Linked DNA regions of Homo sapiens: all the other regions are linked to region 1. The links are chromatin loops, found by intact Hi-C in ENCODE. Cell type or tissue: heart right ventricle. All regions are shown on one strand. Links, peaks and the distances in the headings refer to the core of each region. The heading gives the core; the rest is flanking DNA.

The links. A loop is a pair of places that touch in the nucleus more often than their neighbours do. Peaks named below come from ENCODE experiments on the same cell type or tissue, not always from the same donor. Only the 100,000 strongest peaks of a DNase experiment are listed, where the experiment ranks them.
Region 2: it touches region 1 in a loop (2.0-fold over the local background); 3 of 110 quality-filtered maps call a loop at or near these places.
Region 3: a loop joins it to region 1, with 2.0 times the contacts of the local background. A loop is called at or near these places in 4 of 110 quality-filtered maps.

Annotation. Positions count from the first base shown.
Region 1 is chr7:47,033,257-47,044,465 of GRCh38, forward strand. The region is part of intron 2 of LOC105375268 (a long non-coding RNA gene); the gene reads right to left. Among named protein-coding and RNA genes, the nearest start is that of SNORD151, 430 kb to the right of the region's middle. RefSeq lists an enhancer at 5,840-6,622. In heart right ventricle, for the core only: no CTCF peak of the experiment used is centred there; DNase peaks (open chromatin) are centred at 5,885 and 6,865; H3K27ac peaks cover 4,531 bases.
Region 2 is chr7:46,798,881-46,810,089 of GRCh38, forward strand. No RefSeq gene overlaps it. Among named protein-coding and RNA genes, the nearest start is that of SNORD151, 660 kb to the right of the region's middle. In heart right ventricle, for the core only: no CTCF peak of the experiment used is centred there; no DNase peak of the experiment used is centred there; H3K27ac peaks cover 2,494 bases.
Region 3 is chr7:46,771,389-46,782,597 of GRCh38, forward strand. It overlaps the pseudogene EPS15P1. Among named protein-coding and RNA genes, the nearest start is that of SNORD151, 690 kb to the right of the region's middle. In heart right ventricle, for the core only: a CTCF peak has its summit at 5,576 (motif pointing right); a DNase peak (open chromatin) is centred at 3,386; H3K27ac peaks cover 637 bases.

The DNA of each region.
Region 1 (11,209 bases), core at 1,041-9,040:
TGAGTAGTTGGGATTACAAGCATGGACCACCATGCCCGGTTAATTTTTTTGTATTTTTAGTAGAGATGGGATTTCTCCATGTTGGTCAGGCTGGTCTCAAACTCCCGACCTCAGGTGATCCGCCCGCCTCGGCCTCCCAAAGTGATGGGATTACAGGCGTGAGCCATCGTGCCTGGTCAATTTTTATTTTTATTTTTTGTACGGTCAGGGTTTTGCTGTGTTGCTCAGGCTGGTCTCGAACTCCTGACTTCAAGAGCTCCTCTTGCGTTGGCTTCCCAAAGCACTGGGATTACAGACGTGAGCCATCACACCCAACCAGATGTTTTCTAAAGATCACAAATTGTTGTATTTGCTCATCTGCTGGGAAGATTGGGCTCAAACTATGGCATGATAATGGTTAACAATATAACTCCCCTATGTAACAATTCCCTTACGACTTCCTCTTGACCTTGGGCAAGGCTCAAAGCCCTTAGCCTAGCTGTTAAGGCACTTTGAAACCTGACCTTGAAGGCCCAGGGTACAGGAGAGAGAAGGAACTTGAAGAGGACACACTTGGGCTGAAGTGTACATTTTGAATCATAGAATTTGTGTTCTAAATCCCGGAAATCAGAACCAGAAATCTTAGGCAGTATCTCAGCTGGATCAATAAAAGAATAGATGAATGAGCATATTACTTCGAGCTATGGAGTTGCTGAAAAACTAAACCAGATTGTTAAGAGAATAAAACTTGCTTCCCTCTGCAGAGTGAAACTGTAAGTGGAAAGAATGAGGCAGAAATTTTGCTTTTTATTACTAGCTCTTCATTACTATCTTTAAAATCATAAATATGTATTACCTTGACAAATTTCTAAAATACGGCACAAAAAGCAAACCGAAAACAGGTTTTTGAGCATTTTATGATATGTGAGACTCTCAAGTCTTTGTGCCATGTACAACCTTAAATGATTATAAAAGAACCTCAAAAAGCAGCGCAGTGGCAGATGCCACTTCTCAGATTAGGACACTCAACAACTGGCATAAAGTCCCAGAGTTCAGCAACTGTCCAAGCCCAAAGCTGAGGCAGCTGCACTAGGCCACACTGAATCCTCATATGTGGCCTTTTCCTGGGGCTCTCACACTCATCCTGCCTCCATCACACCCAGCCCCAGACATTCACTGCCACAAGGATGAATCACTCACTACTGTGTCCTGGGCTGGTAGGACATGGACACTGGGAAACAGGGATGGAAGGAATGCCACCCCCATGTCAGGGGGCCTTAGTTCTCCCTGCACGCCTGGTTCCAGGGCACTCCCAACCCAGACTCCACCCTGACTTTAGGTGATGTTGCTGTGAATAACTCCATAGCGGGTTTGAACCATTTTCAGATGACTTCCAGCAAGTGTGGCTCCTATAAGATAAAGCTCACACTTCCACATGAGTACCATCTGCAGCCCCCAAACACGTATACCCTCATGTGGGAGCAACTCAGGAAAGTGCTGGAGGGATGCAGCAAATCAGCATTTATTTATTTAATTTTAATTTTTGAGTTAGAGTTTTGCTCTGTCACCCAGGCTGGAGTGTAGTGGCACAATCTCGGCTCACTGCAACCTCTGCCTCCTGGGTTCAAGCGATTCTCCTGCCTCAGACTCCTGAGTAGCTGGGATTACAGGTGCCCGCCACCACACCCAGCTAATTTCGGTATTTTTAGTAGAGATGGGTTTTCACCATGTTGGCCAGGCTGGTCTCAAACTCCTGACCTCAGGTGATCTGCCCACCTCTGCCTCCCAAAGTGCTGGGATTACAGTCGTGAGCCACCAGGTCCAGCCATTTATTAAATAACCTCTATGTGCCAGGCACTGAACCCAATTTTCACCTGCATTAATTCATTTCATCTCACAACAACTTTATTCACTAGATTCTTATTACTATTCATAGTTTTACTGGTAAGAAAAGAGAGCCTCAGAGAAACTAAGGAAAATGGCCAGAGTCCCAGAGCCACTTCGTTGGAGGATTGGACTTTAATTCTAGATTATTCTAATCTCAAGTTTATTCTACCACGTCAGATGACATCTAAAAAGAGACACTTTGGAAAGATAGGCTCTTCTATACGGCTCTGGAGAACTGACTGTTCTTTTTTCATTTGAAAACTTGTCTTCCCAAGAGTCGGAGGTTCCCCGTGAATACAGAGAATTCCCTTAGATGTGTGACCCTTGGTGATCTCTAGCTAAGCACCAATGCACGGGAAAGTGAACTGCCCGAACTCTGATGCCTTGTGTTGGGTTTATGCAACAGAATGCTTTTGTTCTGTAATCTGCACTCCCAGGAGAAAAAAAAGACCGAACAAAATCCTGTCTTCTTTAACCTGCAAAAGCCATGACTTGCAGCAGTATTCCATCTACAATATGAGACCTTGAAATGCAGGCTTTAGAAAAATGTGTTTTCCATTCTTCTTCATAGCCAAGTCATTACAACATGTCCATTCTCTAAATGAGATGAAACAGGAAACTTCCTGTTGGAAAATTTTCTGCATCCTTGACCCTGCCCCTGGATTTCAGAGTTTACAGAAGGCTAAAGCTGGCGGAAGCCATGAAGATGTCCCATTGCCCCTCTCACTTCTCACTGGCCTTCATCATTTATGTCTTCATTTGACAGTTTGTGTTGTCTCTGCATTTGTTCATATCCCAGGATATACCGCTACACACCTCCAGGTATGTCATCCTAGGAAACAAACGGGCTCAAGCCATTTCCAAACCTTCAACACCCCAAGGCAATTAAAACAAGACAAAACGAAGTCCCTGGTAACTTCTGCATGGTACAGGGCCGGTTGTTTCCAGCATGGTTCACAAGCCCTTAACATATGACCACAGTATTGCTACCTTACACACCTCCGCTTTCCCCCTGGCCTCAAAATTTTTGGTTCTAACTTCTTGCCCTTCACCAAGTACTGTGTCATTTTTCACGTGCCTAAGTCCTTACATGCGCTCTTTTCTCTGCCTAGATTGTCCTTCCCCTTATATTGTGCTCAAGAAATAACAAAATGCATGAATGAGTCAGAGCACAGGGTATCTAAGAGCTTCCCCAATAGTTGGCTCCAGGCTTCCTACGTGTGCCCATTGGAGGCCAACCATACATCATTCTGCAGAACTCACACACTGTGTGCTACTTCCCCTGACTTGCTGTGTCATCCATCCCTGCTGGACCCTGAAGTACAGAAGGGCCACCAATCTTTAATCAAACACATATATTGAAATGTGCTCCTGTTTATTAATGGGAGAGCTTTGATTCTGATGATGGGCTCTGACTTGTATCAGCTGGACGAGCTTAGGCTAGTTGCCTAACAATATCTGCCTTCATGTTCTCCTCTATGAACCAGGAACAATAACACACCTGGCAAAGGGCTGTAGTGAGGATTGATATTTGTAAATACTTAGCACTGTCTGTCATAAAGAAACTCTTCCATGAGTGAGTGATCAAAGGGTATGGCCCTGGGGTTAGAGCACAATTGAACTAACTGGAGGCCCTACTGCTTAGTGACTGGATAAACTTGTCAAAGTAAACCATTTAAGCCTCAGTTTCCCCACCTATTAAATAGGAGTGAGGTGGTTGCATTTTCCTTGGGATTATGCATATTAGACACATAGCACTTACAAGGTACTTTGAGTGGAAGCTAACATGCAACAATAATAGCAGCTGCAGCATGCACCATGCTTATCAGCATAGGAGCTGCTCCATGCAGTCTCACTTCAGTCTGTGCTCAGGAATGCTTACTCTTAGTAGCACCAATTCTGCTGTCATCACCGTCATTGTCATCATTATTCCTTTCCTAATCATCGTCACTGTCATCAGCAGCAGCATCATTATCACCATTGCCATCATCATCTTCATCATCATCGTTGTCATCGTCAACATCAACATCCTCATCATCACACATTCACCCTGACTCCTCAGTCTTCTCATCTTCGTTCCTCACCTCATTACTACACTTTGGTAATGTGTGGTAGGCCCCAGAGAATCCAGCCTTGGCCCCTCCAGCCGTGATAAGCACAGTTTGAAGGATCCTGGCCACTCTGCACCACAATTTATGACACCATTCCTTCGAATCAGGATAGGTGGTTGGGCTCGTCACATCTAGCTCACTCTCCTCTAATTCTCCCACAAAATACTAGTCTTATGAGATGCTTTAAAAATTAAAAAATAATACCCTTTGGACATAGTATGAACTATATATTATATCTTTTCCTTGAGATATGTTAATTCCTTTTAGCATATTAAAGGACTGGAGAAATCCCACAGTAAAGAAATATATTTAACTAGTTAATCTATTTAACTGAAATAAAACAAATAACCTTTATCATCAATGATTTCCTAAACCGACTATGAACCTTTCCCCGTGTTTGTGTACATGTGTGTAAAATGCAACAAGAAGGGCTGTGTGCATGCTCTCCCCTTTCTATGTAGACATATGTGTGTGTGTGCATATGTGTGGGGTGCTTCATGCCTTTTTTCTCAGTGTGTGCATGCATGTAATTATGTACTAAGACATACCGAGTGTGTGCCACGTGCTTTCTTTCTGTACATGTGCATGCACATATATACATGTGCTAAGCCATGGGAAGGAGGTATTACACGCCTTTTTCGTTCTGTGCAGTCATGTGGGTGTGTGTAAGTGCATGTGTGCTATACTCCATGCCGTTTGCTTTATAACATTTCTTCCACCCTCACCTCTTTGCCTTCTGTGCTTAGAGTTTCTTTCTTGTTTCAAATGGTTGAATATCAATGTTTCTGTTCTTTCTGACTCTTTCCATCTTTTTCTTCTATTCTATTAGCAAAAGAAAAGTTACCACAAGGGATGGGAACAAGAAAGATAACATTGTGTGCCAAATTGTTTTCCTGCTCTGTTTTTACTCTGTGGGCTCATCTGGATGTCAGTTTTGTTGTTGAACTCATAGGGTTAATTACCTTCCCCTGTCCCTCTTATCTCTTTAAAATCTCCTGAAATCTTTCCATTCTTGGAAAATGCACACACACACATACACGCACTCACTCTTACTCACATACATGTCCTTAGATGTCATGTCCATGGGCCCCAGGTTAAGTGAGATGCTTCACAAGTACAGCGGCTGCCACATTGGTCCCTGAATCCTCAATGCCAGCACAGGGCCAGGCAGACAGTAGGTGAATGTGGAATGAATATGTGAATTAATCAGGAGGGCCAGTGGGGGTCCATTTATCTTTAAGATCATGTGTTGTGTTACTTGGTCAGCAACATGTTTAGGTGGAAAAAGTTAATCTGCTTCAGGTTTCTTGAAACATCCAGGAATACTTTCCCTCAGTCTCTTTTAAAAATGTTTGTTATTATTCACATAAATTCATCCTGCTTCTTTTAATAATTCAGGCTTCTACCACCTAAGGTCAGTATGTACAGTTGCATAGGCTGTGCACTGTTTTTGTTCAGGGTGTCTGGCCAAAGAGAGGAGAGAGAGCTAAAATTCAAGCTTCTTTGCTGGGGCAGGGTAGGTCTGCCTTGAGGAGGAAGCACCTGCCTGCAGTGCTGTGCTTCCCCAGGGGGATGCTTGCTGTAATCTGCACAAAGAAGCAGGGTGGATTCGCCGTGAGCCGCCTACAGGTTACGTAAATCCCTGGGCTACCGTTCTCCAAACTCTAGGTCAAGTTGAGGAAGATGGACACATGCCACCTTTTCATTATGACTTGCTGCGTAGATCAGAATGGGAAAATATTCTGGAAAGAACATCAGCAACAGACACTAGATTTAAGTAGACTATTTCAATCTCCTTTGGTGCTTTCCTACCTGAGCACAGAGTGGGTGAGATGTGGATTTGTGTTGAGGACAGAGAGCCTGAGAGCAATGAAAAGGAAATCAGGAACAGAGGCTGAGCCAGCCACGGGTGGCCCCAGGGGACATCATCATGAACATGAAGCTTTCTGGAAGGCTAGAAGTCGCACTCAGTGGGTGTTTGGGTCTTTATTGCACATCTGTAGTTCCAACCCTTTTCCCTCCCAGGAACTCATGGTGTCCTGTAGTTCTTGTTTACTTTTTCCAAGTGAGAAATCATTCTGCCTTTCTGCCTGCTAACTCCTTTCCTGATGTGAAAGCTCTTTCCCCAATATCAGATTCTCGCTGGCCTTTGTCTTAAAGCAGCCACCATGGAGAACAGGTAGGAACTCGGCTCCCATTCACATGGCCCCTAGCCTCAAAGAAGTAAATTATATCTGTGGGAATCCCTGCTCAGGAGCCCTGCTGACCACACATCTCGCATCTCAGGGCTCTGTTGTGGAAAGGTCCCTCGCAGGCATGACCCACCAAGAATGTTGCCTTTGTTAATTACACCAGTTAACATTGTTAAATGTTTACCATGCCCCAGGCATTGAAATGGGCATTTTACCTTCATTCTTTCATTTGTCACCACAACCCTCTCAGAAGTTACTTAGCATCAGTCTACCTCAGCTTTCTCTTTTATAAAAGAAGAAAACAACACCTGTATTGTGTGGCAAGATTGCTATGATAATAAGAACACCACATTAAAAATACCCAGCAGGGCACCTGGGGTGCACCCAGCTCTCAGCGAGCTGTAGGAACTTCTTTGCTATGACTGGGGCCCTCTGTAAAGTCACATAAGAACAAAATGCAGACATCTGGGCTATATTCAAACAACAGCAAAAGATTGTTCAACATTGGAAGAGCTGGGTTTAGGTGATTTTTTGATATTTTCCTCTTGTGGCCAAATCATATTTGCTGGGTTAATTTTCAAAACTTAGAACAAATTGTCATCTAGTAACTTTTAATGATCTCAGCTTGAGTGTGTTTCCTGCTGTTAGTTCACTCGGAATGTTCTGGGCTGTGTATCAAATGCATTCTCATTGTGTGGTTGCCAGAGAGGAAAAATGCCCATTGTCTTGGCTGTGGCTATTTTTATTTAAATTGCAGTCCAACTTTTAGAAAGTCTTAAGGGTCATAAATGTGAAATGGTGGACAAAGTGCTTTTGAAAAAAAATACATTGTTTTTATTTAAAACAAAAAGTAATGCATGCTCATAAGAGCAAATTTAGGAGACACATAGTATAAAAGAAAAAAAATTAGTTCCATATAGGCCTTTTTCTAAACACAACCACTATTAACTTTTTGGTGAGTTTTTTAATGCAGTTATATAGACAGATATATAGATAGACAACCGATATACAAACAGATTAGATATATATATATATGTGCATGGGTATATGCATATAAATGACAATATATCTCTGGGTAGCTAGTTAGTTATAAATTACTTGCTATGTATAACTGGGGATATGCATATACGTGTGTTGTCAGTGTCATCTGTGTATATATGCTCCTTACAGAAGGTAGTTAGGCATGAGAAGGGCAGGAGAGGCCCCCCACCACCACCCACCAGGAATGTCAGGTGATAGGCGGTTGTTAAACTATCTTTCTAAAATCATAATTGGCCGAAGCCAATGCTCTGTGGTTGTTAAAACTGTTTCTCTAAAATAACAATTGGTCGAAGCCAATGCCAGGGAAAGGCAGTCTCCTAATAGATAGAAAACACCTGAAACAGGTGATCAGCAGCTTCCCGATAAGATCTCAGGAGTTGGGCGAGCGTGCTCAAGCATGTGCATTAAGAGGCAGAATGGCAGACTTTAACTGGAATATGACCTTCCTCTGGGAACTCTCGACTGGTGAGGGAAAGACGCCTCAAGTGAGCATGTGCATAACTTCAGTAAACACACTGCACATGCGCCCCCTCCCAAGTGCTGGCAGGCCACTGCACGTGCAGACAGTCCACGCAGGGGAAGAATCAGGGGAGAAGTAATGCAACCCCAGAAGAATTGCTAACATATAAGACCCCAAGTCAAAGGTCAAACCATGCTTTTAAATCTCTCAAGTCATCCACTTGGCCCTCTTCCAAGGGTACTTCCTTCCGTTCCAGCTCTAAAACTTTTTAGTAAACTTTCACTCTTGCTCTAAAACTTGCCTGGGTCTCTAACTCTGCCTTATGCCCCTTAAGTTGAATTCTTTTTTCTGAGGAGGCAAGAATTGAGATTGCTGCAGACTCATACAGATTCGCAACTGCTAACATGCACACACACACAAATATAAATAATATAAATGACTGGATGTTTGGAGATAGAGACGTAGAGCTAGATGTGTTGAATTACCTTATGAACCTATGTTTTTAAACCTAAAGTTCTAGCAAAAGCATTATTTTATATATTATAATGCTTTTCACGATTGTCATTTCAACATCTGCAATAATAAATGCAATACCCAAAATAATAATATTTCATAGTTTGGAAAAATCACAATTCCAATGACACCTTTTTCTACAATTGGAACTTGAAGTATTTCTCTGGCCAATATTTCTTTAAAGTGCAGAAATAACATCTCTTGCACAAAGGTTTTTAAACTATTTCTTCTTTAGTACCTAAGTTGCTGGATGAAAGAACATGGTCACTTTGGGGGATCCTAGATACATCATAATAAACACTGATTAATCATTGATTTCATTGTTTCTAATATTGTTTGACTATTCTCGTCAGTACACTGACACTTCATTTCCTGCATTCTCCCAAATGCAATTCCTATAATTTTCAAATGAGAATGCTTTTGTGTTTACAATATTAATATATATTCAGTAGGGTTTAAATGCATTAAAGTAGAGTCAAGCAGTCGAGAAAGATTTACTGATAATCTATGTCATGCAAGCCACTTTGCACCTTAAGAAAGAATTCAAGGAAGTGTTGCAGACATACCTCTTCCACTCAAGATTACGGTCTTGTGAGAAGTTTGCCACATAGCCATACCCCATGACGGAAGGGCATTCACAGTACTTACCAGCATCACAGTCTCTTCAAGTTTTCAGAGTCAGAGAATATTCCCTGAAAGACCCCAAACCCAAATGGTGGGTTTTCAAAGACTGGAGAATGTGACAAGAAAAATTGCCTACAGAAGTTCATGGAGAGCGACCATGAACTTCATGAGGAGTGACCTCATGAGCTGAGGATTGACAGGAAGGTTTAAACAGCAATGGATGAGGACAGGTGGCCGAGGGATCAGCACACCCAGGAAGGGTGTAGACTCTATCATTTGGGCTGCAGGGAAGGATGGGGAGCAGCATCTTGAGGGGCTTCCTGAGGGTACTGGGAGCCTGAGAACTTCTGTGGGGCTGCGATGTCAGGGGACTGTCAGAGCAGGAGCTACAGAACAGGCTTTAGCTCAAAGAGCACCACTGGTCATAGTCCACAAGTCCCCAGTTAGGAACATGGAGGGAGGAACCAGTGTGGTAAGTGACACATCCAGGACAGGAGGAAAGAGAAGGCTAGAGAGGCAAAGTGTAGAGCACAAGGGAGTTGAGCTTCCCTGGGCCGCAGCATGAGGAGGCATCCAGCATGGGTCCCAACATGGACATGCCAGAACACAGTCCACCGGCAGATGATCTGGTGAGTTTCCTGAAGTGATTTTCCCTCACAGACTTAACTACAGGGTATTTAAGAACTCACAGAAACTCTTGGCCTCCTGCTTCCCTGTTACCAGCTGAGCCCTGAATCACTGGGCTCATGAACCTGCTTGGTCAGAATCACATCTGGGTGATGCAGAACAGCAGTCCCCAACCCGGAAAATTAGACCTTAGCCTCTTTAGTCACTGCATTGCAAGCCATCCTACAGGCCACCCCTGTTTGTCCAGAACGAGCAGGTCCCTGGTGTGGAGGACTTGGAGGACTGACCTGTCCTGAGCACCATTACCAGGATGAGGTGGCTGTATCCCCAGTTTCTCATCTAGGTAAATGGACTATGGGACTTACTATACAGGGTTATGGTGAGCATTAAAGCATAGAAGGTTTGAAGTGGCTCAGAGTGGAGCTAAATGGAAGTCCATTCCTTTCTTTATCTTTCACAGAAATCTGTTGTTATTTTAGTCATAGCAGCAAGGAATAAAAGCATCTTTTTTCCCACCCTGTCTGGGAAGAAAAATTAAATGTGGCTGAAGAAAAGAGGCCAAGAGTGGATAACTAAAATGATTGTCACAGTTACTTCTTTCCTGAGCAATTCTCCTAGTTCTGCTTAGGAAGTTAATTGTATCCCAACCACCTAAAAACCTCTTGCATATTCAAGTTGCAACAAGGTTGCCGTAAGCAACATGTTTTTTGAGACTGTCAAGTGTGTGACCCATTGGCCACTAGGATTCTCAAAGAGCTTGTTGGAGACACCAGAGGGATGGCAGGAGAGGCTGCTGCAATCTACATCTGAGTGCATAGAAGAGTTCAGTAGAGTCACTCCCTAACTGCAACAAGGAAACCAGAGAGCATGCATTATTCGTGGGAGAATATGAATACAGTTGTAGGAGGAGTCACAGCAATGTAAAATATTTGTGAATGATAAAGGAGTCACTTTGAGTTATTCCCAGGACAAAGCAAGTTTTCTTCCTATCCAAATCCTGTCAGATGTGCCCCATCCTCTGGTGTTGGTGCCCGCCTGGACCTAAGGTGCATTACGCTGATGCCACCTGTGCACTTTCTTCTTCACTGGACCTACGGTAGAAAGGCTGTGCTTGTCCACTGATGTGCCCTCCAGGCCACGCACCCTGCACTCTTCCAAAGACGGGTCCCATGAATCTTTGTTGAGAGAAGGAGCAAACAGATAGCCTGGCAATACATCCTGAGTCTCTTTCTCTGCTGCACAGAAAAGTTGGGGAGTCAAGGAGGAAAGGGGAAATGTACTAGGCATTTCATAGACTATATGAGAGAGGAGGTGGGTGTCTGCAAGACACAAGGATGTAGCCTTTAGCAAATCAGAGAAGGAAGAGCTAAAGATATAGACTCTTCTATGAGCAATGATGGAGAAGTTGAGATTATGCTATAGGTAAGAAATTAATCTGTCCAGTGGGAACCACTATACTCCTGCCTGGAATGCTCCATACAAGCAGACCTGGTGAGATACAAAAGAAAAAAATAATAACATAGAGAATCTGCAAAGAAACACCAAAGCAAATATATCTGTTCCTCTTGTAGGTACACATGTATGCACACACACATACTCACGAACATACATGCATACAAACACACATAAAAACATACCCACAAACATGCACAAAAATATACAGAAATTCAAAAACACAGGCATACACGTACACACTCACATATGCACATATCTGTGAACACACACATGTGCATGCATACATACATATACAAATATATGGTTTATCCTACAGTTTG
Region 2 (11,209 bases), core at 1,382-9,381, 230 kb before region 1:
TTTTTTTAATATCTAGCTGATCTGCAGGAAGCATCCTTCTCTTATTTCTGACATTGGTAATTTTAGTCTTCTTTCTTTTGATCTTGGTTAGCCTGGATAGTAGTTTATCAATTTTATCAATCTTTTTTGAAAGACCAACTTTTGATTATGATGATTTTCTCTATTGTTTTCTTGTTTTCAATCTCATTGATTCCTGCTCTAAATTTTATTATTTCTTTTCCTCTGCTTGTTTTAGGCTTAAATTTCTTCTCTTTCTCTACTTTTTAAGGAGAATCTTAGATTATGGCTTTTACATTCTTTAAATATATACATTTAACGCTATACATTTCTAATCACTGTTTTTGTTGCATCACAAAATTTTGATAGGTTATACTTTTATTTTCATTAAATCAAAGATCATGTGTAATATCTCTTCAGACTTTTTCTTTGACACATATTATTTAGAAGTGTGCTGTTTAATCTTTGAATACTTGAAGAAATTCCAGCTGTCTTTATGTGATTTATATCTAATCTAAATCTATTGTGGTCTGAGAGTACACATTGCAGGATTTCTATTATTTTAAATTTGTCTAGTTGTGTTTTATTGATCAGGATGTTGTCTACCTTGGTGAGTGTTCCATGTGAGTCTGAGAGGAATATGTATTCTGCTGTTGTTGGGTCGAGCATCCTATAAATACCAACTAGATCAAGTTGATCAATAGTGCTCTTCAGGTCAAATTTATCCGTTCCGACTTTCTAGTCTACATGATCTGTTATTTACTCTTTTTTTTTTATTATACTTTAAGTTTTGGGGTACATGTGCACAATGTGCAGGTTAGTTACATATGTATACATGTGCCATGCTGGTGTGCTGCACCCATTAACTCGTCATTTAGCATTAGGTATATCTCCTAAAGCTATCCCTCCCCCCTCCCCCCACCCCACAACAGTCCCCAGAGTGTGATCTTCCCCTTCCTGTGTCCATGTGTTCTCATTGTTCAATTCCCGCCTATAAGTGAGAATATGCGGTGTTTGGTTTTTTGTTCTTGCAATAGTTTACTGAGAATGATGATTTCCAATTTCATTCATGTCCCTACAAAGGACATTAACTCATCATTTTTTATGGCTGCATAGTATTCCATGGTGTTATTTACTCTTGAGATGTCTTCAACTGTAAATGGTGACTTTGTCTATTTCTCTTTGCAGTTTTGTCAACTTTTCTCCTCATGTATTCTGATGCTTTGTCCTAGTTGCTTATACATTTAAAATTATTATGACTTCTTGGAGAATTTGGCTCCTTATCATTATATAATGTCCCTCTTTATACCTGATAATTTTCCTTGTTTTGAGTCTGCTTTGCCTGAAATTAATATAGCTACTTGTTAGGACTGTATTTTCTTTTCCTCTCTTTTACTTTTAGTATATCAATGCCTTTATATTTCAAGTAAATATTTGGTGCACAACACATAGTTTTTTTGTTTTTTGTTTTTCTTTTTTTTTTTTTTTTTTTTGAGAGGGAGTCTAGCACTGTCGCCCAGGCTGGAGTGCAGTGGCGCGATCTCCGCTCACTGCAAGCTCCGCCTCCCGGGTTCACGCCACGCCATTCTCCTGGCTCAGCCTCCCGAGTAGCTGGGACTATGGGTGCTCGCCACCACGCCCAGCTAATTTTTTTTTTGTATTTTAAGTAGAGATGGGGTTTCACCGTGTTAGCCAGGATGGTCTCGATCTCCTGACCTCGTGATCCGCCCGCCCGCCTCGGCCTCCCAGAGTGCTGGGATTACAGGCGTGAGCCACCGTGCCCGGCCCACACATAGTTTTTAATCTACTCTGTCATTCTCTTTTAAATGGTGCTTTTAGAACATTTATATTTTAAAAAGTATTCAGATAGTTGGAAATATATATGCCATATTTGAAACCGTTTTCTATTCATTGCTTTTATTCTTTGTTTTTTTCTCCTTAATTTGGTTTTAATTATTTTATGTAATTCCATCTTCCCTCTTATCAGATCAACTATACTTTCTTTTTTAGTGGTTTCTTTAGAGTTTGCAATATGCATTTACGAGTAATCCAAATACACTTTCAAATGAAACAATATGGGTAATTCAGGTTTGTTTTAACAGAATATTCTCAATCCTTCCCTCCTATTCCTGATAAAATAGTTGTCTTTGGTGTCACTTATCCAATAACAGATATCGGAATCTATTATATTAATTCTGATAAAGAAATATAGAAGATTTTATTATGTTATTTATACTATCTCTGGTGCTTTTCCTTTCTTTTTGTATACTTGAGCTTCTGACCTATATTATTTCCTTCTTTCTGTTGAACTTAATTTTTTTTTTTGCATGGTAGTTGTGCTGATGATGAATTGTCTCAGTTTGTCAGAAAAATTATCATTTCTCTTTCGCTTTGAAGAAAAATTTTCTTCATAGAGGACTTTTTTTTCTTTCAGTACTGTAAATGTTTTACTGTATTTTTTACCTGACTTCTTTCAAAATGTTCATATTGTCTTTGGTTTTTCCAATTTGGAATATAATAGGTATTGATATTTTAGGTGTTTATTTCGGTTGGTGTTTAGTGAACTTCTTAAATCTGTGGTTTAGTATCTGACATTAAATTTGGAAAGTTGTCAGCCATTATTGTGCCAAATATTTATTCTGCTTTATTCTCTTTTGCTTCTCTTTATTGTAATTACATATATGTTCACTGATTAAATTGTTCCATTGCTCTTAATTTTTCTGTTTTTTCTCTTTGTATTTTGGTTTGGGAAGTTTCTATTCACATCTCTTTAAGGTTGCTGATTCTTTCTTTACCTATGCTCAGTCTACTGATGAGCCCATCAAAGACTTTTTTTATTATACTTTAAGTTTTAGGGTACATGTGCACAACGTGCAGGTCGGTTACATATGTATACATGTGCCATGTTGGTGTGCTGCACCCATTAACTCTTCATTTAACAATAGGTATATCTCCTAATGCTATCCCTCCCCCCTCCTCCCACCCCACAACAGGCCCCGGTGTATGATGTTCCCCTTCCTGTGTCCATGTGTTCTCATTGTTTAATTCCCACCTATGAGTGAGAACATGCGGTGTTTGGTTTTTTTGTCCTTGCGATAGTTTGCTGAGAATGATGAAGCTGGAAACCAAAGACATTTTTCATTTATGTACAGTGGGTTTTTTTTTTTTTTGCTTCTATCACTTCCTTTGAGCCTTTCTTTGAGCTTCCATCCCTCCGCTTTTATTAACTATTCATCCATTCTTGTCGTTATCTCATTTTTCCACTAGAACCCTTATTATACTTTTGCAGTTATTTTAAATTCTCCGTCTGATAATCCCTAAATCTGTGCCATATCTCAATATGGTACTAATGCTTGTTTTGTCTTTTTCACTGCATTTTTTCCTGCTTTTTACATGTCTTGTAATCATCTTGAACCCTGAAAATGATATATTGTGTGATAGGTAATGAAGTAAATTGGCCTTTAGTGTGAGGTTTTATGTTAATCTGGCTAGGAGTTCGGCTGTGTTTAATGTTTGCTGTGGCCCTGGGTGCCAGAGGCTTTAGTTTTCCCCAGTGTCTTTGTTTTTGTCTCTCTTGTTGTCTAAATGTTTTCCTGAGAACTCCTTTTTAAATAGGCTCTGGGTATTGGCAGCTTCTTCAGCTTTAATTCAATGCTATTGTACTGAAACCCTGATGATGTATGACAACATAGTATGGAGCAGAGGACACACTGTATAATCCTGTGAATAAATCTCAGGCTCTTAGTGGTCCTGTGTTCCTGGAGAGGGATTTTCATAAATGTTTCCTACATTCACTGCCCTTCTCCAGCCCCACTTCTTAAGTGGGACGGAAAGAATTGATGCTACTAGAATTGAGTAATTTTCCTTCCTCCTATGTCAGATAAGGTTATGGTAAAGTCTTTAGGCCTTTGTGATGGAGAAGGCGCTGGGCATATTCCAAATGAGTTACTTTTCCCTAGCCTCTGCCAAAGACACAAGGTGATTTTTCTTGGATCTTTCTCCATGAGAACCTGATGGCTCCTGGAGATAAAACCCACAAAAAAAAAAAAAAAAAAAAAAAAAAAAAGAGAAGGCTCCCTGTCTGTGGCCCTCAGCAGTTTCTCACACTCAGGTTTGTCCACCCTCAGTCTCCAGCTGTTTTACAAAATTACCACTTATGTGTTTATGGCTCTGTGGGCTTCTGCTCCTGGTAAGCTGGTGTCAGTTATGTTTCTCTGTATTTGTGTGTCACTCCAGATTTCTGGGTGGTGACGTTTGCTGGGACCTCGATTCTCTCTTAAATCTAAGAATGTCATTGATTGATTTTCATTCTGTTCTCCATTTTATTTGTCATAATAATAGACTGATAACATTTAAAACTTCACCTGTTAAAGCCAAAACCAGAAATACCTTTACTTTCATTTTTGAAAGATAATTTTGCTAGATATAAGATTCTACATTGACAAATGTGGTTTTCTATCCTCCATCAGCATTTTAAACATGCCATCCATTGCCTTTAACTCTTCATTGTTTCTTATTAGAAATCTACTCTTAATCATATTGGCATTACCTTGTACATGACAGTACACACTGTCTTTTTTTTTTTTTTTCCTTTTTGCTTTCAAGGTTCTCTCCTATTTTTACTTTTCAACATTTGGACTATGACATATCTTCATGAATCTCTTTGTTTTTACCCTCTTTGAAGTTTACTAAGTTCTCGGATGTGCAGATTACTGTTTCTCACCAAATATGGGTTATTTGTGGCCATGATTTTTCAAATTTTTTCCACTCCTTTCTCTGTCTCTTCTCCTCTGGCACTATCATTATGTGTATATTTGTGCATACATAGTGCCTGACATATCTCTCCAAATCTGTTCATTGTTCTTTATTATTTTTTCTCTCTGTTCTTCAGATCGCATAATCTCTATTGAGTTATCTTCAAGTTCACTGATCCTTTTTTCTGCCAGTCCAAGCATATTGCTGGAACCCTTTAATGCATTTTTTTTTTTTTGAGATGGAGTCTCGCTCTGTCACCAGACTGGAGTGCAGTGGCATAATCTCGGTTCACTGCAACCTCCAACTCCTTGTTTCAAGTGATTCTCCTGCCTCAGCCTCCTGAGTAACTGGGATTACAGGAACATGCCTCCACACCCAGCTAATTTTTGTATTTTTAGTAGAGTTGGGATTTCACCATGTTGTCTGGGAGGGTCTCAATCTCCTGAACTTTTGATCCGCCCACCTCAGCCTCCCAAAGTGTTGGGATTACAGGCGTGAGCCACCGCGCCTGGCTTGCATTTTTTTAAATTGGGGTATTTTACTTTTCAACTCCAAAATTCCCATTGCCCATTTTTTACAATTTCTATATTTTTATTATTATATTCTACTTGAGGCATTGTTATCTTATCTTTAATTGTTCAAAAATAATTTTCTTTAATTTAAAACATTTTTAATAGCTGCTTCAAAGTCTTCGCTAAGTACACTAACTGAGTCTTCTCAAAGCTTTTTTATGTAGCTTGTATTTTTTTTCCTGAGTATGGGTAACACCTTGTTTCTTTCCATATTTCATAATTTAGTTTTTAAAACTGAACACTTTAAATAATATGAAAATTTATTTAGTCATATTAAAATAATAACATTATAGCAATGCTATATACTAACTTTCTCTACACTCCGGGGCTTTCTCTCATTGGTTTTCTTCTTTATTGACTTGAATGGATTGAGGGAAGCCTACCTCCCTTGCAGTATGCATCCTCTGATGTCCCCACTCAACATTTTTTTCCTCATTTTTAATCTTTAAACCTGGCTTCTTAGGGGCTGTACCTGGGTCAAAATCACTTAGTGATCAGCCACTGATTGGTCAGAAGTTTTGCGTAAGCCTCCTAAACCAGTCAGGTTTTCACTTTTGCCTGTTGGATTTATGTGTGGCTTAGAGGTTGCTTTCACTGTCTGGGGATATTATGAGTTTGACCCATGTTTATCCAGGGACTTATAACTCAGAAGGTCCCTCTCCACTTGCTCCTCAGAGGAAGGTGCACTTGGGCATAAACACACATCCTGAGCAAAAGGAATTAATTACCGTGATTCTAGACGGGCTCTTTTATTGTTTCTTCCCTTGATTTCTTTATTAAACTTATTGGTGGTCTGCCTTTATTGGTATTACACCTACTCATTCGTCTTCACCAATTACTAGCTGATTTATCCATGTTTTGATCTCCTTCGTGGGCCCCTTGGTGGGGCCAGAGTATTACCAGTCTTTGTGGCTTGCTCCTATGCTCCCCTGGGCAGAATGTGTGCATTCTAGAACAAGGGATTGGGGAAATGAGTAACTTATTCTTCACTGGCTGCCTTATTTTGATCTTTCCTATGGAGCAGGTGCTGTGTTGGGGGAAAGGGGATGACACCACCTGGTTGTCACCACCATCCAATGTCGATCTTCCACAGCCCAAAGATGGAGGGGATAAGATCTGTGTATTTTTACCAGCTACTGAATCCACTCAAAACAGCTCTCCAAAGCCCCAAAGCCAGGAATGTGGAGTATATAGGAGCTACCATTCCATTGCCAAGCCCATTGGAGCAGCTTTCATGCAGGACATGAGGATCTTACTCTTTATTCGTTCGCCACTCAGTTACACCTTACAAATGGGAGTTAGAGATAGGGGAATAGTAACTGCCTGTTCCCATTCAATATAGGCATTGCCTATCAAGGAAAAATGGAACCCATCAATGTTAATGGGTGACTGAATTCAACTAGAACACTTATTCTACACCAGGGAGCTGAGGAGACAGGAACTGCTGAGCTTACTGGAACAGCTCTTCCATAACAAAGAGCTGCAGGGAAGGAGGCTCTCGCTAGACTGAATGTCATGGCCTCTCATATTCTTACCAAGTTTTTAGAGATTGTGTTCAACAAATGCTTCTCAGTTTCATGTAAGTTCTTTGAATAGTCTCCAAAGACCTTAAATATTTGTCCTTTTTAATTTTGGCCAGATTAGTAGATGTCTCTTTGGGAAAGAGATTTCTCCAAGCTCCTCACATCACCACTGCGGAAATCTCATCTACAAACCACACATTTTAATTTTGATAGTTATTCTCTGACCTTCCTCTAGAATATAAGTTACTTGAAGGCTGTATTTTATCTTTTCTTGTTCGTTTGTTTGTTTGGTTGGTTGTTTTTCACTATTAGAAGAGTAACTGGACATAGTAGACATTCAATAAATTTAAATAGGAAAATAAAAATTCCTCTCCTAATAGTGTACATAACTAGCTAATTCTACCAAATCCTTTCACTGAGAATAGTTGGAAAAGATATTTTTTAAAAATATTCTTAAAGGTATTGAAAAGCTAATAAGAATGAAGAACTATCAAATCAAGATACAGATAAAATCAAAGGGTTAATAAAGTTTTTGTTTGTTTGTTTTTGTTTTTATTTTTTTCTCTTAGGGACATATGCCAATTCCTGAGAAGCTGGGTGGGCTTCTGAGAGTATCACAGGGCAAGAAATTGGTTACTGTAATCTGTGGTTGACTATGTCAGGACTGGCAACCTTTTCTTCTTTTGGTTGGAACAGTTGCCTTCTATAGTAAGGTCAAAATAAGATTATGCAGAATGACAATAACCTTGCAAATCAATTGCTGGTTTTTGAGAGTTTTTTTTTTTAATCATTTCTTTTATCTTTCATTTTAGCATGGCGTTTTTCAAATTGCCAAAATGTTAAGAGGATGCCCCACAAATCTATGACACGTCTATAACAGAAAATATAGCATAAAAATAGAAATTAGAAACCTCACTACTTTTCCAGTTTTGAGTATCTCCTGGGTGTGTATTTCTGGCAAGTTCTGATTTATTATTGTCATGCCTTCTGTCCTTTGTAGGTGACACCCCTCAGCACTATGGCAGACAGATTTTTTCAAGGAGCCTAGGTTAGCTCTAGTTTAATTTTTCTCGGATTGTGAATTTTTATACATTGCTTCCCTACTCCATATCCCTTAGCAGCTTGGTAAACAATACTCCTGTGTTATTTTGTTGTCTTTGTTTTTCCCCGGGAAAACTGGATGTGCATCATTTCTTTTTGAATGGGTATTGGAACTAATTTCAAGTTCTACTCATGTGGTTATTGTTGTTATTTCCCTTCCTCTTCCAGTTTTGATTTTTTTTCATTGCATAGTTTCCTGTGGTTCATTTCCATCCCACACCCTGCAAACCACTCCAACACAATCCAGAACATTTATTCTTGTTCTCCCTGGAGTGTTCCTCGCCATTCTGCAGAAAGTTCCTTGGGTTTGGCGTCTCCTTATTTCCAAATGCATAACAGTGCCTTCCAATTCACAGCTACCCATTATTCCCAATTTCATCATCACTTTTGCCAGATGCCAAGCCCACCAGCAGGCAGGATATTTACCTCAGGGCACTTACCATTATAAATTGCAAAGTCTGTGGTGATTTAGTGTCCATACTCAGTTTGAAAACAATCAGCAAACCTCTTTATTCAATTAAGCAGTAACAAAACAGTAAGTGCGTAATAGTTATGTTATTCACTCCATTATTTATATCAACAAAAAACCCAGTTATGTCAGTTAGATAAGTGCCAAATTATTGTAGAAATTTGTCCCAGGTGGAAGTGAGTTCTGGTGTTTTTTCTAAAAAGTCAGAATAGGTAATAATTCCATGATCATTAATATAAATCTGTTATGTGTTCAGACCAGTGCAAATTTTCTGGAACATTTTCATAATTTATAAGACACTCAAATTTTCTCAGAGAACCCTGTATCTACACAAGTGTTATTGTTGTAATTTGATTTTAAGGTGAAACCAGTGCATTAATAGCTTTTCAAAAAAAAGATGATGAAAAAGGCATACATCAATTGTAAAGCGTACCTTTATATCAGATATATTAAAATGTAAGCCAATGTGTACTTCAGGATCAAGAACACACAATAAAACCTTCAATCTCTTATACAACAGCACGTGTTGAACATTTCCTGACTACCAGGAACTATGCTAGGAATTGGACACACTCAGGTTAGTAAAACAGCCTAGCTACTGCTCTCAAATTATGCTCAGTGAAGTGGAGGAGAAGAGAAAGTCAATAGATAATTGAAACACAAGGTGTCAGGTAAAGGCTTAGTTCAATATCAAGTGAAGATTTTTGAGCATCGTGCCAGACTTTCACTGTTTAAAAGATTTAAAAACAAAAAGCATGTGTTTCAAGTCAAGGATAAATGAAGAAAAAAAAAAGAATAAGAAAAAAAAGAAAAAAGCAATCCGTAACCCTAGGCTGGAAGTGAAGAAAATGGGACAAAGGAATCAATGGAGCTGAAAGGGTATGCTGGCCAGCAGGACGCTGGTAGAGGTGAAAAGCTGGGCAAAGCAGCGCACCAGGACCCCCTGTAAATGCCATGGTGGGCTTGGGGCATAGTGAACCTCTTCAAGTAGCCTGAGGATAAAACTTGAGAAGTAAAATTAATTCGAAACCTCCTAACCAACTGAACGGACCATCTTTTGGCCAGTGGGACCCCAGAGTAACCTTGAAAACTGAGTTCTCCTCCATGAACTGAGCTCAGACAGGCCTCCTCATGCCTCCTCCCTCGCTAACCACCATTAGCTTTTCTTCCTTAAGGGCTAAACAGACACCAGCCCTTTAAGAAGATTCCACCGCTGACATCATCCAGTCTCCTGATGCTTCCCCTACTCTTTTACCTGATTTGACACCACCAGCCATGGAGTGGTTCTGACCAGACTACAGAGAATGCACAGTGAGGGTTTTTGCATGTTCTGCTTCACCTTTTGATGTCAGAGGGCCAAAAATTCCACCCTCTGATTTAGCATTTTTTGTACATGGAAGCTGTCTGTGAAAGGGTAAAAATGCAACTGCCTGTGCATTCCTCCTCTCAAAAATATTCATGACTCTTTTTTATGGCTGCATAGTATTCCATTGTGTATATGAGATCATGTCTTTTTCAGAAACATGGATGGAGCTGAAGGTCATTATCCTAAGCAAACTATCACATGAACAAAAAAGCTAAATACATGTTCTCACTTATAAGTGGGAGCTAAACTTTGAATAAGTGTGAACACAAAGGGAATAGACACAGGGGCCTACTTGAGGGTGAAGGGTGGGGAGGAGGAGGAGGATTCAAAAACTATCTATTGAGTACTATGCTTATTACCTGGGTAACAAAATATTCTATACACCAAACCCCCATGACATGCAATTAACCTACGTAACAAACCTGCCCATGTAACTCTGAAACTAAAAGTTAAAAAAAAAATTATGACTTCTTCTATGACTTATTAAATATGTATATTTGGTCACCCTATTCAGCATTAATTTCTGTTCCCTTTGCCCCTTCTGGCCAGAGGCTATGCTCCCAGCCTGTCAGAATGACAACCTTGCAGGCTGCAACCCTTTAAGAGAAACAAAGCTCTCCTCTCCACATTTATGAGCCTGTCATCCTCATTCTTCAGTTGCCACACTAAGGAAAGAGCCCTGGAGATGAAGGAGGTAAGAAGCCATCCTTTGCCCCAGTAGAGAGAAGCCAGTATTTCCAGCCTTCCTAGAATTAGGTGAAATGAGAACCTTAAGTCTCCCTTTCTCCCTTCCTTTCACCACTTTCCCCTCTGCCTCTCTCATCCTCTCTCCCCTTTTCTTCTCACCTCCACTCTTCTGTCTCCCTGTGTCTCTCTTTTCTCCTTATCCATCTACGTTTGTGGAAAACATTTACATTTCAAGTGTTTGGCCTAGAAATCCTAAATAGTATATGCCCAAGCTTATGCAATGATATTAACTAACTTTGAAACCTCAGGGCTGCTTTTACCCACTCTCTTTTTGCACTTGCTCCTGGGTTCAGGGACACAGGCTAAAAGGCTTTTGTTTCCATGTTCAATTGCCAACATCTTCTGACCTGACCGAATTTATTCTTTTCCTGTTGCTGCTGGGACTCATGGCTTCTCTTGTGCATGATGAGGCTCCTAAAATGTATAAATTGTCATTTTGCTGTGTCAAGAAGTTAGTCTTATTTGACTTAAGGAAAGTAGCTTTGACTTAAGTAAAGTAGCTTAGTCTTATTTGACTTAAGGAAAGCAGCTTTCTCGGTTCTCTTTGGAGGGAAAAATATGTTTTTCAATTAAAATGCATCCCCGTGAGCTACATACTTCCTAAAGTTGCACTACAAGTTGTCCTCAACTGGAGGGAGCCCAATTCACCCTGATTGCCCCAGGCCTTAGGAACTCCTGG
Region 3 (11,209 bases), core at 1,317-9,316, 260 kb before region 1:
TTGGTTTTCCCACAGTTTGAGTTTTTCACATTGGAGAACAAACAATGGGTAAGTGAGATAAAAATGCCACAAGAAAGCCTAACAAAATTATTCATTAAGCAATTCAAACTGTGTTATACATATATAATGTGAAGTTAAGAACGTGTTAGGATGATATCTGAGGAATACACTGATAAATGTATATGTATGTTTTACTTAGCTTCTAACTAGATGAGCCTTGTCAGATCACAATGAGTAAAGTTCTACAAAGAAAATGCCTTGCTTACAAATTCACAAAATGTACTTAGAAATCTAAGAATAATAAAATCTAGCAGAGAAGATGAAAGCTGCTTACATTAAAAGGGATACTTAGAAATTTTATTTCCGTCCTCAAATTTTGGTTTCCTCACATACAGGATTAAAAGTTACAGCTACTTGCTTTGCAAACTCCTTTACAACTCTTAAAATATTTGATTCTATAATTAAAATAAATTATAAGTGGTAAATAAACATCAATTAGAGAAAAACTGGTTTTCAATAAGATGACAAAGAAACTTTGGGAAGAATTAATTACAGTATCTTTAGAAAAGAGTTGGGCATTAACTACTAAATTCGAATGCAAACATTTCCTAAGACTCAGTAATCTACTTCTAGAGAAATGCATGCACATTTGCATCAAGAAACATGCAAACAAATGTTAATTCAAATGTTATCTGTAACATCTCAATCTTGGAACCAACTCAAATATCTAAAGACATTTATAGAATAGATAAGTACATTGTGGAATATTTATTATCCTGTGCAATAGGATAGTACTTGGTCACAAAAACAAACTGCCTTGATGTAAGATAATTTAGATGGGACTTAGAGAGATAATATTAAGTAAAATAATTCACACACAAAATAATGCATCCTGTATTATTCAAGTGAAATAAAGTTTAGAAACAAGCAAAACTGAACTACTGTGGTAAAACTCAGGATAAAAGAGGAGTGATCCAGAGGACACAACTAGGGGATGCAGACTGTAGGCTCTGGCAATGTGTTGATTATTTGGCCTTTGTTATGGTTATGTGAGTGTTCTCCTGTGATGATTTATTGATCAGTATATTTAGCATGTTTGGGGGATTTTTTTTTTACTTTATATTTTCTCTATATGGGCTTCACTTCACAATAAACAAAAAGAGTTTTGTTCATTTTTGTTTTATTTTGTGTTTCATTTTCATGGAAATGAATAAATACATAATACATAGTAAATGTAGCCTATAACAGTCACAGAATTAAGGCTTCATGGATACAGAATTGCTGGGGAAGCCTGGATCCTAGGGCCAGGAATGCTAAAATATACTATACTTAAAACTGAGAAGCTCTGAAGCTCTAGGACCTTGTAATCCTGCTTACTCACAGTGGGAGAGAAATGAGATTGGTGTCTATAAAATGGGATGTGGTTGCTGCAGGACCATTTTCTGGGGATTTTGGACCAACCTAGTTCTCCCTTTGTTTTGCTTGTAGTTTTCAAGAATAACTATAGTATGTGCTGGGAATGCAACATTCTAAAATTAGCAAGGAGCAGGCCAGAACAATCTGTGCTCTGTTCCGGCCCCTCTTCCCCCAAGTAGGATGTCCTTCAATTCTTTAGCCCAGCTCACAAGGCCCCAGAGTATACAATCCAGGGTGAGCTGTCTTTCAGAATCCCTAAGCTGCAGTGCAAATGGGGCACATAAAGAGGAGACACCATCTGCCCTGGGCAATTTTCTCAAGCTTTGGGGGACCAGCTCACAATGGATCCTAGGCTTCTGTTGGCACATGTTGCCAATCTGTACTTAATGAATCCATTTCATGTAACTTTCTGGGCTTGAGGGTTCTGTCTCACCAAACTCAGACAAGTTGGTAACCAGTGCACAGCAAATCGGCTTCACAGTTGCTCAGATGCTCATTTATAAGCTTGCATTTAAAACATGTCTGTAATAAAATGAATGTGAGATAAATAAACTAAGCCTACAAGTGGACATTAAGTAATTGACTTAGAATTTCATTCTGAAGAAGTAGAGTGTTAACTTATGGGAGCCCCTACAGGGGGATACACCTTGACACAGCTGACTTCACACAACCATTGCTGAAAGAAAGACATGTTGATTTTGCCTCAAATCAATCAATCAATAAAATATTTATAAATACCATAAAACCCCAATTTTTAAAAGAATTGTAATGCAATGTAAACAAGAGGGAGGCTCAATCCAAGCCAGCCCTTCCTCTCTCTCTCTCTCTCACTCCATAGTCAGCCTTCCAGCTGGCTGCATGGAGCTTGGTAGGTGGGATCAGGGTTTGGGTAAGGGTAAAAGGGGACATTTTTAAAGGATGCTGTTTGGCAGATGGCTCACTCCTCTAGGACTGGTGAAGCGAAGCGGCAGCAGGCATGCTCAGGGTCTACACATAGGTCTGGTCTGCAATGAGGAAGCCTCTAGGATAGACATAGAGGTTACTCTTTTTTCCCTTTTGGGCTAATGGTGAAACTTCCAGAATGCAGCATGAGGCTTTTGGTACTAACTCCTCCACCATTAAGTCCATCTGAGGATGATGACAGAGAGACAAATATATTGAGGGAGGATTATGCTCTAGGTGTAGACAAACTGGAAGACAGAAAGTTGTGTTAACGAATGTTCACATTACTTTTGAGGAGTGTGTGTGTGGGTGTGTGTTCTTGTGTGTCTGTGATGTATGTGTTTTAAGAGATTAAAAAAAGAATAATTGTATCAGAAAATATAGGCTGCCCACTTGAAGCCTTCTCATAGCAAAGAGTAATGAGGGCCTTGCAAGTCTGCCTGCCTTCTTGGTTCATTGGTTCCTATAAATACATGGATTTGGAAGAAGTATCAAAGATACACATTAAATCTTTTTTACATATCATGTATTTTTCTCAATAGATTAATAATGAACAAAACTCCTTTAGTCCTTCTGTATTTTATTTAGTTACACACAACATTAAAAACCCAATAAAAAAGAAAAGAAAAATATAACTCTTCCAAAAGTCGAATTTTTGATTGGTCCACACTTGCCCTCTGTCCCAAGATCCTTTTTTCCAGGATCTAACATAATAGGTCTAGTTTTACATTCTTTTTTAGTGCACTGTTTATATTAATATTGGCTTGTAAATGCTTGGCTGTGATAGACAGCATGTGAAGCTCCCTGTGATCTCTGAGTGGCTATGGTCTTGAATCCTGGGGATGAGCACTAATTTTCATTGTCATTACTCTATTGCACAATTACTTTTCCTTGTATTGCTAATAAGCAGCTTGTCTCTGGTTATACACTCTCACCTAGTTGGATTTTTTTTTCCACTGGAGTAAGAAAAGCTACATGAAGCAAGTAGAACAGAACAACTTGTTCCCTATGTGCTGGCCATTGGCCTGCGTGGGCATCCAGCCCTACCATGGAATATCTTTTCTGTAAGCAACAATAGAACCTCATTACAACTGGGATGCTTATGACAGGGCAAGAAGTCTCATAACTATGATTTTTTTCCTTTGTGCTACTCTTTCTACTGATCACTAGCAAACCTCCCCCCAAAATTGGGTATTGTATCTTTCCCTAAAGTTATCCACTTATCCATAATCTTCTTGAGCCAAAAGTGACTCCAGAAATCAATGTATTCAAGCAATATCATTTGATAATGTTGTTTATTCATCTAAAGTGAACTAATTATCTATCAAGATGTGAAAGTCTTATGGTATGCCCAATTCTTTTTTTCAAAGTACAATGAATTTCTTCAAAAGACTGTAACTGTAATGAGCCCTGAATTTCTACAAACAAGCTCATCCAAGAAATCTGTATACTGTCCAACACTCACCCTCCCAAAACAAAACTGGTCATCCCAGCTTCGACTCATCTATTATTTTATACAACAAATGGGAGAGATTTCCAGTTGTCCAGGCACTATGCTGTTTGTTGGGATTATAAAAATTCACCCAGTGAAAACATCCCTGTCTTCACAGTTATATTCTACTGAGCAAGGAACATATATAAACAAATAGTTACAATAGGGTATCAGAATGTTAATGATATAATTCAATACAGGGTAAAAATGAATACAGATTCAGCATCATCAGTTATTCCCTGGAACATCAGAAAAGACTTTAGAGAGTGTTAGTCACAAAACAGTCTAAATGTTCAATAAGAGTTTTTAGTTATGAAATGGGAAAGTGATCTCAGGAGAGATGTGACTAGATAATCTATGGTAGAAATTACACGATGACCTTGGGAAACTAAACTAATTGGGCATGGTCAAAATTTAAAATCTGATCTCTATTGCTATGAGAGTTGAGATAGGAGAGACAGGCAGGGGACTGGTAATGGGGACATGCTAGGAGCTTTCACTTCCTTCTCAAATCCTCCTCAACCTCACACAAATAGAGATTAGAGCCTTATGTCCCTAAGCTGCTTAAGTCTTCAGCTTTTAAGACTCCATAGTATACTATTCAAATTTCATAATCATACATTACAATGTGTTTTCAAGGACTATTATTTTATTTGTCTGAAACATTCTCTCATGGCTCATTATTTCACAACTGATCTTCGTGCATAAAACACTGTTTATGTGTAGCACATTCTATGAAACATAAAACCAATGTTTCCAAAGGCACTGTTTTATCATGGCTCATCTAGATTCCAAAGTCCACAATAACCCGGATGATCCATGTGGTCATATCATGCTCTTCACAAGTACATGCCTCTGCTTTATAACACTTGCAACAATATTGACTCAACTGTCCCAATTCCAATTCTTTCTGGGAGTGAGGGATTATGCTTCTCCTTGCTCTCAAACTCCATTCTAAGTCCTGAGTTTGTTCATTCTAAGTCTAAAAAAAAAAAATACATAAAAGAGAAACAACCCTCTTTATAACTTCAAAATACCTCAAGGTCACCAAAAATCTTACCTCTAGTATGAAGGACTTGACAATAATATATAATGACTACTTAAACCACAGGACTCCTAAATTCCATCAGATTAGAGGCTGTTACCTTAACATTTGGTGCTCAATGAGCATTTACTGAATAAGGTGAATAACTGATTAATCTCCTACCTTGTTCCATGAGGGCAGGGATCATACCTGATTTATTCCTGGCACTATGTCTGGCACAAAACAAATGGTTAATAAATGATTGTCAAATGAACTTCCCCTTTTCTTATGACACAAAACACAACCTTATGTTCTTGGTACATGATATACATTATGTTCTTCGTACATGATTATCACCACAGGACTACGTTATTTTTGCTGTCTCCTAGTGCCTTTATTTTATGAATACATGTCTTCTTCCTCTAACAGAAGGCAAACTTGTCATTATTTTCTTCTGCTTATTCAATGCAGCAAACATTCACTGAGCCTACCAGTTCTGTTATGCATTTAAAGGATACAACAATAAATAAGATGTAGTGACTCAAGGAACAAACTCATGAAACTAACATGTTAACACCTGATGAACACATTGTGTCCCAGAAAAGTTGATAGGAAAAGATGTTTAATTCTAATGAAGAGAAAATGGAAGACTCTGGAGAAAGGGTCTCTTGATTTGGCCATGTGGATGCAAGAACATCTATGAACAAAAGGGGGCAGCAAAGTTTGGGAACGTCTAAAAAAATGAGTGTAACTAAGATGTAGAATACATGAAAAAGAATAATGAGGGGAGAGGTGGAGCAAGGTGGCAGAATAGAATGCTCCACTTATCATCTCCCCAACAAGGACACCTATTTAACAACTATCTACACACAAAAAAACACCTTCATAAGAACCAACAATCAGGTGAGCACTCACAGTATCTGGTTTTAACTTCATATCACTGAAAGAGGCACTGAAGAGGTAGGAAAAACAGTCTTGAATCATCTATGCCTCCCCTCCCTCATCCTTTGGCAGTGGCTTTGCAGCATGGAGAGAGAATATGTCCACTTGGGAGAGGGAGAGTGCAGCAAGTGTGAGACATTGCATTTAATTCAGTGCTGCTCTGTTATAGCAGAAAGCAAAATTGGACCAAACTCAGCTGATGCCCACCTACAGAGAAAGCCTTTCAACCAGCCCTAGCCAGAGGGGAATCACCCATCCTGTCAGTCAGAACTTGAGTTCCTGCAAGCATAGCCACCTTGGGCTGGAGTGCTCTGGGGCACTAAGTAAACTTGAAAGGCATCTAGGCCACAAGGTCTGCAACTCCTAGGCAAGTTCTAGTGCTGAACTCAGTTCAGAGCTAGTGGACTGGGGCGGGGAGGGGTACATGATGTACTGAGACACCAGTCAGGGCAGCTAAGGGAGTGCTGGTTCCACCCCTCCTCTATCCTGAGGCTGCAGAGCTCGTTGCTCCAATATAGACCCCTTCCTTCTGCTTAAAGAGAGGAAATGGAAGAATGGGGAGGAATTTGTCTTGCATCTGGGATATCAGCTCAGCCACAGCAGGATAGGACACTGGTCAGAGTCATGAGGCCCCCTTTTCAGGCCTTAGCTCCTGACCAACATTTTTAGCCACATTCTGGGACAAAAGGGAAACCACCCCCTTGAAGAGAAGAACCCAGTCCTGGCAAGATTCATCAGTGGCTAACTGAAGAGCCCCTGCACCCTAAATAACCAGCTGATACCTATGTAGCATGTCATGAGCTTTGGATGAGATCCTGAAACTTGTTGGCTTCAGGTGAGACTCAGAACCTTCCCAGCTATGGTGACTATGGGGAGAGATTGTTTCTCCTTGAGAAAAATGGAGGAACAAGTAAAGGAGACTTTGTCTTGCACATTAGGTACCATCTCTGCCACAGCGGGGTAGAATGTCAAACAGGCTCTTTGGGTACCTGAGCCAAGGTATCGAGACCTTGGCTCTTAGATGGTATTTCTAGACCTGCTCTAAGCCAAAGAGGAGTCCACTGCCCTGAACGGTGAGTCCCACATCAGTCAGCATTCACCATAATCTGACTGCAAAGCCCTTGAGTCTTAAGGAAACATTAACAGTAGCCTGGCAGTACTCTCTATGGGCCTGTGGTGCAACAGCCATGGGGTGAGGCTCCTCTGCCTTTGGAAATGGGAGGGAAGAGTTGGAAGGACTACATCTTGTGGTTTGAGTGCCAGCACAGCTCCAGTACAATAGAACACAAGGTAAACTTTTAAGTTTTTTAACTCTCATCCCTGGCTCCTGGACAGCATATCTGGACCTGGCCAGGGAACTCACTACCCTGAAGGAAAGGACACAGGCCTGGCTGGCTTTGCCACTTGTTGGTGGTAGAGCCTCAGGGCCTTGAGAGAACATAGATGGTAGCCAAAGAATGGTTCCAGCAAGCCTTGAGTGAGACCCAGTCCTGTGTTAGCTTCATGTATGACCCAACACAGTCCTAGTGCTGGTGGCCACAGGGGTGTTTATGTCACTACACCCCTAGCTCCAGGCAGCTCAGAACAGAGAGAGACTCCATTTGTGTAGTAGAAAGTAACAGAAGAGAACAAGAGACTCTGCCTGGTAATCCAGAGATTCCTTCTAGATCTTGTCCAAGACCTTCAAGGTGATACCTCTATGAGTCGGCAAGAACCACAGCACTACTGGACTTTGGGTGCCCCCTAATGCAGATACAGCATAGATCACAACACTTAAGTATTTTGGAACACCTGGAAAGACTTCCCAAGAAGGATGAGTACAAACAACCCTAGACTGTGAAGACTACAGTAAATACCTAACTCTTCAATGCGCAGACACCAACAAACATCCACAAGCATCAAGTCCATTCAACATAATATGACCTCACTAAATGAGTCAAATAAGACACCAGGGACCAATCCTAGAGAAACAAAGATATGTGACCTTTCAGACATAATTCAAAATAGCTATTTTGAGGAAACTCAAAGAAATTCAAGAAAACACAGAGAAGGAATTCAGAATTCTATCAGAGAAATTTAACAATGAAATTGAAATAATTTAAAAGAATTAAGCAGTTCTGGAACTGAAAAATGCAATTGGCATATTGAAGAATGCATCAGAGTCTTGAGAGCAGAATTGATTAAGCAGAAGAAACAATTTGTGAGCTTGAAGACTGGCTATTTGAAAATACATAGAGAAGACAAAAGAAAAAACAGTAAAAAACAATGAAGCACACCTACAGGATCTAGTAAATAGCCTCAAAAGGGCAAATCTAAGAGTTAATTGGAATTAAAGAGAAAGATAGGAGCAGAAAGTTTATTCAAAGGGATAACAACAAAGAACTTTCCAAACATAGAGAAAGATCTCAATATTCAAGTAGAAGAAGGTTATAGAATACCCAGCAGATTTAACCCACAGATGACTACCCTCAAGGCATGTAATAATCAAAATCCCAAAGGTCAAGGATAAAGAAAGGATCCCAAAACAGCAAGAAAAAAGAAACAAATTAATATACAATAGATCTCCAGTATGTCTGGTAGCAGACCCAAAAGATATTGGCATGACATATTTGAAGTGCTGAAGGAAAAAATATTTTACCCTAGAATAGTATACCCAGCAAAAATATCCTTCAAATATGAAGGGAAAATAAAGACTTTCCCAGACAAATAAAAGCTGAGGGATTTCATTAACATCAGACCTGTAGTACAAGAAATGCTAAAGTGAGTATGTCAATCAGAGAGAAAAGGACTTTGATGAGCAATGAGAAATCATCTGAAGGTACAAAACTCATCATTAATAGTAGGTGACCAAAAACCAGAATATTATAACACTGTAACTGTGGTGTGTAAACTACTCTTAGGTAGAAAGACTAAACAATTAACTAATCAAAAATAATAATTCCAACAATGTTTCAAGACATAGACAGTACACTAAGATATAAATAGAAGTAGCAAAAAGTTAAAACTTGGGGGGAAAAGGTAAAGTGTAGAGTCTTTATTAGGTTTTTTTCTTACCTGTTTATTTATGCAAACCATGTTTTTATCAGCTTAAAATAATGGGTTACAAGATGGTATTTGCAAGCTTCATGGTAACCTCAAACCAGAAAACGTTTAACAAATACAACAAAAAATAAGAAGCAAGAAATTAAATCATATAACCAGAGGAAATAACCTTCACTAAAAGGAAGACAGGAAGGAAGGAAGGAAGGAAGGAAGGAAGGAAGGAAGGGAGGGAGGGAGGGAGGGAGGGAGGGAAGGAAGAAGGAAGACACAGCCGCAAAACAACCAGAAAACAAATAACAAAATGGCAGGAGTAAGTCCTTACTTATCAGTAACAACACTGAATATAAATGGACTAAACTCTTTAATCAAGAGTTTAATCAGAATTTAATCAAAAGATCTTAACATATCTCACTGTTTCAATTTAAGTGTTTAATAACCATCTCAAAATAAACTCTTTCAAAATTGAGTTTCTTGATTTTCCCCATAGGATTTCTATTCAACTAATTGTTTTGATGTCAGTGAGAAAGCATCACTGTTGTCCACTGTGTTAAAAACAAAAACTAGAAAATATCCTTTATTTCTCTCAATATCATATCCCATATCCAGTTGCCATCAAGTCCATTTGGCTCTATCTATCCATAAGTTGATCATTTTGTATAGTCTCCACGTAGACAAATTATCAAATTATCTACCATTACAAATCTCTTTGCTTTCCACTATTTTTCATATAGTCTATTCTTAGTCTTTGCAAAGCAGCCAGTATGATGTTTTTAAAACAAAACTCAAGGCAGAGCCAGGCCAGGTAGCTCACGCCTGAAATCCCAGCACTTTGGGAGGTCTAGACAGGCAGATCACCTGGAGTCAGGAGTTCAAAATCAGCCTGGCCAACATGGTGAAGCCCCGTCTCTACCAAAAATACAAAAATTAGCTGGGAATAGTGACATGTGCCTGTAATCCTAGCTACTTGGGAGGCTGAGGCAGGAGAATCACTTGAACACAGGAGGCAGAGGTTGCAGTGAGCCAAGACTGTGCCATTGCACTCCAGCCTGGGCAATAGAGTATTTGCAAGTTTCATGGTAACCTCAAACCAGAAAACATACAACACGCACACACACACACAAACTCAAGGCATATCACTTCTCTTTTTAAATCTCTTAGACTCTCCTGCACACAGGAAGGAATCTAAGGTTTCCCTATGGGCACCAGACTCCATGTAATCTAGTCTTTGGCCACCTCTGATCTCATCTGCTAAAATCATTTCAATCTCTCCTTACTCAGTCCATCCCAAGCCATCCCTGGAAGGTTTCATCCCAACTGGTTCTCACATCCAGTCTTTGCACTTCAGCTGTCTGTCCCTTGAATGCTTCCACAAAACATAGCAGGGGAACTATTATTTAGGCCTCTGTTCAAGTATCACCTCCTTCAAGTGGTCTTTCCTGAGTGTCCACTCTAAGGAGCCTCCCTTCTGTCACCATTTAGCTGTATTTCCCTTTACTTACAGCAAAATTGTAACTAGATAATGCATTACATGTTTTTCTGTTGCATGTATATTCTGTTTCTTTCTCATAAATGTAAACCCTCCTATGGCCCAAATCTTCATTTGCCTTTTTAACTCCTTTATCTCCAGCATGTGGAGCACACTTGGTACACATTAGGAGCTGAAATGCTCCATAGCTGCTGAATCAGTAGCACCAACATGTGTACCCACCACCTTCTCAAGTGTGGCTTTATAAGATGTTCATCATGGTTGAGTGAGGATAAGGGAAAGAATAGTCTGTTTCTTTTATGATATGGTTTGGCTGTGTCCCCATGCAAATCTCATCTTGAATTCCTATGTGTTGTGGGAAGGACCCTGTGGGAGGTCATTGAATCACGGGGGCAGGCCTTTCCCATGCTGTTCTGGTGATAGTGAATAAGTCTCACAAGATCTGATAGTTTTAAAAGGAGGAGTTCCCCTGTACAAGCTCTCTCTCTTTGCCTGCTGCCATCCATGTAAGACGTTACTTGCTCCTCCTTGCCTTCCACCATGCTTGTGAGATCTTCCCAGCCAAGTGGAATTGTAAGTCCATTACACCTCTTTTTCTTCCCAGTCTTGAGTATGTCTTTATCAGCAGCCTGAAAATGGACTAACACATTTTATGATTGGTGCAAATTGGCTACTGATAAAAATCCTGATGATAGGAAAATTTCAAATTTCCTTATAGTAAAAATACTACTTAATTTAATTTTTAGAGACAAGGAAAAACATTTTGCAGAGTTTGGCTCCACTATTGAAAAAGGGATGCTTTAGGTTGAACCATTGTAGCCTCAGATTCTATCTTTTCCTAAATAAACACATTAAAGCCTCATGT